Linked DNA regions of Homo sapiens: region 1 is linked to region 2. A link is a contact called in ENCODE Hi-C or POLR2A ChIA-PET data. All regions are on one chromosome and are shown on one strand. The core of a region is the stretch at or near the end of the contact, and the rest is flanking DNA. Distances in the headings are between cores, read along the strand shown.

Region 1 (3,652 bases), core at 214-2,713, 39 kb before region 2:
GGCAGATCACCTGAGATCAGGAGTTCAAGACCAGCCTGGCCAACATGGTGAAACACCATCTCGACTAAAAATATAAAAATCAGCCTGATATGGTGGCGTGTGCCTGTAATCCCAGCTACTCAGGAGGCTGAGCCAGGAGAATCACTTGAACTCAGGAGGTGGAGGTTGCAGTGAGCCGAGATCGTGCCACTGCACTCCAGCCTGGGCAACAGAGCGAGATCCTGTCTCAAAAAAAAAAAGAAAAAAAAAGCTATGTCAACTTTTTAAAAGCCAAGAGCCAAGTGAGACCAGGCACAGGTGGCTCACACCTGTAATCCCAGCACTTTGGAAGGCCCAGCCTGGTGGATGACTTGAGCCCAGGAGTTAAGGACCAGCCTGGACAACATGGCAAAACCCCATCTCCAAAATATATATATACACACACACATACACACACACACACACACACACACACACACACACACACACACACATACATATACAAAAATTAGCCGGGCATGGTGGTGCACACCTGTGGTCCCAGCTACTTGGGAGGTTGAGTTGAGAAAAATCCCTTGAGGTCCAGAGATTGAGGCTGCAGTGAGTCATGATTACACCACTGCACTCCAGCCTTGGGGACAGAGCAAGGCCCTGTTTCAAAAAGAAAAAGAAAAAAAAAAAAAGCAAAATGAAGTAGGCTTGTTCTGCTAGGCATTAAAACACATCTCAAAGTTAAGGTAATGAAAAGACAGCATGCAAGCTGCACAAAGTAGAAACTATATCAAGGAGACAGAATAGAGAGTACAGAGTGAAACCTGTGTCTGAAAAGGATTTAACATATAGTAAAGGGGAACAAAACTCAATAAGGAAAAGAGGACAATGGTTAGTACATAGTGCTGGAGAGACCATGACTGTATCAGTCAATCGAAATATGACTGAATCTCTACCTAACACAGAAATCATCATGCGCTCCAGATGAAAGCAATACCTGCCTGAGGAAGGTAAAAGGGTGAGGATAACAGAAAGACATATAAGAGAATATCTTTATGATTTGTAGATAGGGTAGGACTTCTTAAAACTTCCAATGTACAGAAATATTAATACATTTGATTATATGAAAATGAAGGAGTTTTGTTCCAAATGGTCACCCCAGGGACAAAAATAAATACAGGACAGACAGGGAGAAGATTCTGCAGCAGATAAAATCTACCAGATAAAAAAACAGAAATGTAGAACAAAAAACCCCACAAACCAACAAGAAAATTCCAGCAGCTCTAATAGTAAAATGAGTACAAGCAGTTTACTGCAATGCAGCCAGATGAAAGGCCGCCTGCATTGGGGGAAATGTTGGCCATCATCAATAGTCAGAGAAATGCAAATTAATACCATGGAAAATCACTTTACACCTATTAGCCTGGCACAAATTCAGCAGCTGATGCCAAGTGCTGGCATGGATGGAAGGACACTGGAACTGTGCCCACTGGTGGGAGGGGAGGCTGGGCACAGTCGGGCCTAGCTCACCAATTAGGCCTCAGCACCCCAGGGCCTGGCATTTCTGATTCCAGGCCATGGAAATGTCCCCACGGCCCCTTGTGGAGACATATTTGAGAATATTTGTCACAGCTTTATTTGTAGGACAGAGAGCTGGAAGCACTCTGGGTCCACCACTGGAAGAAAGGATGGGTGAAATGATTTCCTCTGGGGGAACCAGAAAGTACCTGGCCACCAAGGGAAGCGAAGGCCTAGAGAAAATAAGAAACAGAGACATTTACAACAATAATTTCTTGACTGTTTTTTAAATGACTACAAAACAATGATATCCGTTTTGTAGGAACACATAACAAAATGATATCCATTAAACCTAAGGGGAGGGGAAGGGGGACAGTGCAGAGCCCAAATCAAAGGAACAGACTGCCTGGGCTTAGCCCTGACACCACATGCAACTTACCAAGCTCCTCCAGCTGGAGGCCGTGGTGGAATCCATCTCAACACTTGCAAGTGGGGAGCAAACAGTGAGTGTACATAAAGCCCTTGGTACAGCATCTGGTCTGAAAGTGACATTGGAAGGGTTGGGTAATTGCTGTTGCTGTTATAAAAGGAAATTAAAGAACCAAACAAGTGAGAGTCCTTGCAAGAAGCCACACTGAAAATGTGCCAAGAAGCGAGGAGTGTGACCAGATCAGCCCTCTGAACCTGATGTCCAAGCAGGAATGAGAGAGAGAGATGGAGAGGGAGGGATAAGGGAGAGAGGGAGGGAGGGAACGAGGAAGGAGGGAGAGGGGAAAGAGGGAGGAAAGAGAGAGAAGGAAGGAGGAAGGTGGGAGAGGGAAGGAGAGAGGGAGGCAGAGAAAGAGAGAGAGAGAAGAAGGGAAGAGAAAAAGGAGGGAGGGAAAGGGGAAGGGAAAGAGGGAGAGGGAGGAAGTGGAGAGGGAGGAGGAGGTCTTATAGGTAAATGGGGGTGGAGAAGAGGATTTACTGGAAGAGGATTTACTGGAAGAGGATTGCAGGCTGAAATGAACCAATTCTGCTGCCAACCAGTGAGAACAGATGCCACTCTGAATGTCTCCTGCAGCTCCAGGAACTAATACTTTAGTCTTGATTGCTGCTCTCCAGGAGAGTCACAGTGGGTCACATGCCCTGGCAACAGGCAATTTCGATTATTCACCAGACAGTAGCCCAGCAGTTGTCTCTTATTAGAAGAGCTCAGGGCGATCTGTCTCGGGATGTGGCAGTGTCTGCAGCCATACCTAAAACTGCCGCAGAGTATGGTATTTTCCACAACATTATCTTATCCTTTGCCAAAGTTGGCAAATACCGTAAGTTCCTCAGTGGACGCTTGGTGGGTATTGCTAGAAGCTGTGCCAGTGTGCAGTTATGGCAGGTGGTGCTGAGCCACGGGTTCCTTGTCTTGCAAGAGCAGTGCCACCTACAGAAGAGAATGTTCCACAATCTGACAATCAAATGATTAAGAGCCGCAGGCGGTATCTTTCCAGGTTCCTCCCCAAGATTCTCCCAGCGTCTGCACCTTTTCTTCTGCCCTAGGAAGTTTGCTTTCTTGGGGGCTGGGTTGACCACACTCATATCCCTAGGGATCCAGAAGTTCCCTTGCTCTATGATTTCAAAATTAACTCAGCAAAGGGGAGCCCCAGCAGGGGATTGGAAGGAGGAAGAACAGTAAAATTTCGGCTTTATTCCCTTGACCATATCCTGCAGGGTGGCTGTGGTCACTGCCGCATTGAGGCACCTTCTCTAGAGACTCTCTCCTTCCCTGTCCCTTTGCTCACTTCCTCTCTTCCATCCCTTTGGTTTTAGGGATGGTAACAGCTGTTCCACCACTCTCCCTCTCCCTGTTACCACACAACCCTGGTGGTTTCCCTACACCTTTGTACCTGGTGCCTTTATTAAGCCTTTCTTGGGTTTCCCTAATTTGAGTGTGCTTTTCCTGCCTGCTGGGACACTGATTCTGGTGCCCTGTCATTATGATAAGATCCAGCTATGTCTGCTTCTATTCTTGGGCCCTGATACAGGCTTATTTCATGCCATCTTTTTAAAGAACCACTTATATCCCCAGTCATGTTCATTATATATGCTGTGCTGAAGTCTGTTCTCAGTTCTTAAGATTTTCAAAGTCATCCTTGATTAAGCATTCACTACATTCCAAGTACTGCACCAA
Region 2 (4,074 bases), core at 892-3,391:
GAGGGCTGCCCCTCACGTCAGGCTGCCATCCTCTCATGACACAGCTGTCTCTTTGGTCAGGAAAGCCACCATTTTCTCTATTTCTGGGAAGCTGGACCCATGGCCACAAGGGGCTAGGATCAGCCAAGGCCGGGCCTCTCTTATTCCCTGACAAGGCTATCAGGCTCTGTGGATTCCAAATGGCACCATCAGCATTTTTCCATGAGCTGGCTCTTGGTCAGTGACAGGACTGGAGTTATAAGATTCATCACCAAACCTTGTGTCCTCAAAGAAACCCTGGGGTTGAGCTGGTTTGATATGTCATATCCTTGGGTCATCAAAGGGAATGTACTGAATGAAGCTGTCATGGGCAGTGGCAGATTGGAGGTGTGGAGGGAGCCCTGAGGTAAGAGGGTGTTTGCAGGGCCCAGTTCCAAGGGGGCCACAAGGAAGCCGACCACCAGCCCGGCCTTCTCAGTTGGAGGCTGCTGCTGACCGTGAATGCCACATATGAGTGAGCACTGTGTCTTCCAAGTAGGGGCTTGGGATGTGCTGGGGGGTGACCTGTGTGATGGTGGAGGTACCTACTGGAGGCTCCAATCCAAAGTCAGACATGCAGAGCTCATGCCTGGGGACTTATGGATCCGCTGCTGGCTGTCCTGATAGTCACCACTTTCTACTCCCTATGGGACTGGTGGTGCAAGCCGTCAGATGGGGGCTTGAGGGGTCTCCCAAACTTAGGCTGAGGAAAAGAGGCCAAGGAGCCACCCTTCTCAGGGTCACTTGTGAATTTCAAATTTGTTGCATAATTGGGAGAATACTGTGACATTTTAGGTAAATGTCTGTCATTTAATGGAATGGAAATTTCTGTGCAATTCAGGCTGTGGGTCGGAGGGCTATGGGGGTGGGAGAGGGGAGAGTTCTAGGCAATAATTGGGATTTCTCTTTGTTTTGAGAATTCGACACGTGTTCTCCTTGAATGAACAGTAACAGATCTTGAAATAATTTCTTCCCATCACCATCAGACACCCGCCACCTGAATTTCCTTGGCTGGTTGCAGACGTTCAGCCACTTGGCAGGACCCAACATTCTCAATTCTTCTTCCCAAGCTGCCTTCTTATTTATCTATTTATTTGAGACCGAGTTTCTCTCTGTTGCCCAGGCTGAGTGCAGTGGTGTGTTCTCAGCTCAAACCCCTGCCTTCTGAGTTCAAGCGATCCTCCTGCCTCAGTCTCCCAAGTAGCTGGGATTACAGGCTCCCACCACCACACCAGGCTAATTTTTGTACTTTTAGTAGAGACGGGGTTTCATCATGTTGGCCAGGCTGGTCTCGAACTCCTGACCTCAAGTGATCCACCCCTCTCAGCCTCCCAAAGTGCTGGGATTACAGAAGTGAGCCACTGCACCCGGCCCCAAGTTGTCTTATTCGTCACATCCTCTGCCCTTCCTCTGACTTCCTATGGACGCTGCCTCATGTGGACGGGCGGACTGTGGGCTTGGGTCATTCCTGCAGGTCTTCTGGGTCCCTCGGACCCAGCAGGCTGCTGACTTCCCGCGCTCCTCTTCTCCAGTTGGCTTGGTCATTAACAGTCTGGGGTTGGTTGATTATGAAGCCCTGCCTCAGAGGTTCTAGAAGCAGAAGTGCTCTGGGGATCCCCGTGGCCTCTCAGTGTGGCGCGGCAGCTTTCAGAGTCACTCCCACGCCCTTTCCCAGCAGGTGTCTTATGATGTGCAAAGGCCGCAGGGCCATCCTCATGCCTATTCAGCAGGCCACAGACCACTCGCATCCTTGTCTTTGCTGGCTGGCATCCCTCAGGGTTATCCCTGCGTGGTGCTGGGAGGTCTCTCAACAGTTTGTACCCATGAGTGATCAGGAGGTCTTCGGCACTGTACATGGTGCCCAGCCTCATTGAAGCTCCACCACTGGAATGCTGGTGGAGGCAGGACCCAGCTCCCCTGGGCTGTTGGTGTTAGCAAGTGCAGGGACTTCAGCATCCTTCAAGGCAGCAGGCTGGGGGAGCTTTTAAAAAGACTCTAGTTCCTGGGGCCTAACCAGAATCTGACTGAAGAGCCACAAACTGACTGAAGAGCCCTTGGGCCTTAAGTGAACGTTGGCAGGAGCCTGGCAGTACTCCTCGTGGGCCTGTGGCAATAGTGGCCATGTGACTGAGGCTCCTCTGCCTGTTGAAACGGGAGAGACTGTGTCTAATGATTTGAGTGCCAGCTTGGCTGCAGTACAATAGAATACTAGGTAGACTTCTAATGCAATTGGCATACTGAAGAATTCATCAGAGTTTTGTTCTATTTTTTTGAGACAGAGTGTTGCTCTGTCTCCCAGGCTAGAGTGCAGTGCAGTGATCTTGGCTCACTGCAAGCTCCACCTCTCAGGTTCATGCCATTTTCCTGCCTCAGCCTCCTGAGTAGCTGGGACTACAGGTGCCTGCCACCATGCCCAGCTAATTTTTTATATTTTTAGTAGAGATGGGGTTTCACTGTGTTAGCCAGGATGGTCTCGATCTCCTGATCTCGTGATCCGCCCACCTCGGCCTCCCAGAGTACTGGGATTACAGGCGTGAGCCACCATGCCCAGCCTCATCAGAGTTTTTTAATAGCAGAATTGATCAAGCAGAATAAGGAATCAGTGAGCTTGAAGACAGGCTATTTGCAAATACACAGTCAGGTTTTTTTCCAAGATGGCAGATCGGAGGCAGTGTTAGTGTGTCTCTCATATTTGGAAGGAAAGAATACTGTGTAGAGATTCACAATGAATTTTTTTTTTCCAAGAATCAAAGCAGGAACTTAACAAGAAAACCAAAAGAATCCACAGACCTTTGAAAGAAGTGGCAGGCTGCAGCCTACCCTATGAGACAAGTAAGAAACTGTTTAAGTCCCCGGAGTGTGAGAGGGGGAGAGTCTGCCTCCAGAGCACACACACCCACCATGGAATCTGAAAATCCAGGCCATGGGAGAAGGTCTTAACTCTACCCAGAGCTGGAACAGACTCAGGGAGTGACATGAAAGATAAAAGTGGAAGCAGCAGCAGGAAGTGCCTTGCAGGCATTCCCAGTCTCCAGCATGAACTGGGGGAAGCCATTCCTGATTATATCCCACAGGGGTCCTCAGAGAAGTCAGCCAACGAACTCAGGGAGGGGTCACAACTTAAAAGAAGCTTTCAACTGAATTAAGAAGTTTTCAACTGAATTTTATAATATAATCTCAGGTGGGGACAAATTCCCTTGAGCAGAATCTAGGGAGGGGTGAATGGCAAGTGCTCTACAGACACTACCCTCAGGAGCTGGGTACCCAGCCTTGTGGGCAGATGGGGAACAGTGTGACCTGAAAGCCAAGATTGCTATCTGTGCAGGGAAGCTGATGGCCTGGCGCAGCTCTGTGCACAGACTGCCTGGATCTAACCCAGCACTGTTAGCAGAGTACTGCAGGAGTGAGATCAGCCTTGCCAAATGCATGGGAGCTGCATGAGACTTACTGCTACCCACTTTTCCCCACTCCCTTTGCAAACTGTCCTGTGCAGCAGAGGCAGTTATGCTCCTCTCCAGAACATTACCCAAGCAGCATGAAAAAAATTTCCCCAACCCTTGCGGGAGCTGTCACTAACCCTGCTCAAGGAGAGTCAGAGTGCAGACCTGCCTAACCCTGCCCCAACCTGGTTGTGCCCCTCCACCCACTCTAGTAGCTTTACACAAAGGACATAAATTTTGGGGAGTTTTATAGCCTCACCCATTGCCTGAGAAACCAGAATACTTTCCCAGGGCAACTTAGGGCAAGCTCAAATCCCACTGTTACTACCACAGCTAGTGCTCTTTGGCAATCACCACCTCCTGGATGGAGGCCAACCAACACAGTCCATTGTAGCACTTCTGAGTAGAATAACACTGTGCCCAGGAAGGAGAAAACAGTCATGTGACCTCAGCTATCACCTCTGCATACAGCACCCTGGCTAACCAGAGGTCTTGAGTCTATCCACATGACAAGTTCACTACAATTATAACCAGCATTCAAGAAAGCCAACACACTAAGCCTATCTACAACCAAGGAATCTCACAGAATCCACATTGCTCCCCTGCCACCTCCATC

Evidence for each region. Hi-C counts contacts between places; a loop is a spot of excess contacts on that map. ChIA-PET counts read pairs that join two places held with the same protein, here RNA polymerase II (POLR2A). Pooled maps may share reads with other maps.
Region 1: a loop to region 2 is called in a pooled map, with 5 times the contacts of the local background. The contact joins two enhancer-like sites. A Hi-C loop is called at or near these places in 2 of 168 maps with a recorded cell type or tissue (DLD1 and heart left ventricle) and 2 of 50 pooled maps. POLR2A ChIA-PET finds 5 or more read pairs at or near these places in 4 of 52 experiments (AG04449, H1, HepG2 and 1 more).

What each region holds. Positions count from the first base shown.
Region 1 is chr21:39,562,207-39,565,858 of GRCh38, reverse strand. No RefSeq gene overlaps it. Among named protein-coding and RNA genes, the nearest start is that of B3GALT5-AS1, 49 kb to the left of the region's middle. Within about 2 kb of position 1,463, at least 6 of the 41 ENCODE cell types and tissues checked have a DNase peak (open chromatin) inside an H3K27ac peak, as active enhancers do.
Region 2 is chr21:39,523,383-39,527,456 of GRCh38, reverse strand. It overlaps the pseudogene JCADP1. Among named protein-coding and RNA genes, the nearest start is that of SH3BGR, 73 kb to the right of the region's middle. Within about 2 kb of position 2,141, at least 2 of the 41 ENCODE cell types and tissues checked have a DNase peak (open chromatin) inside an H3K27ac peak, as active enhancers do.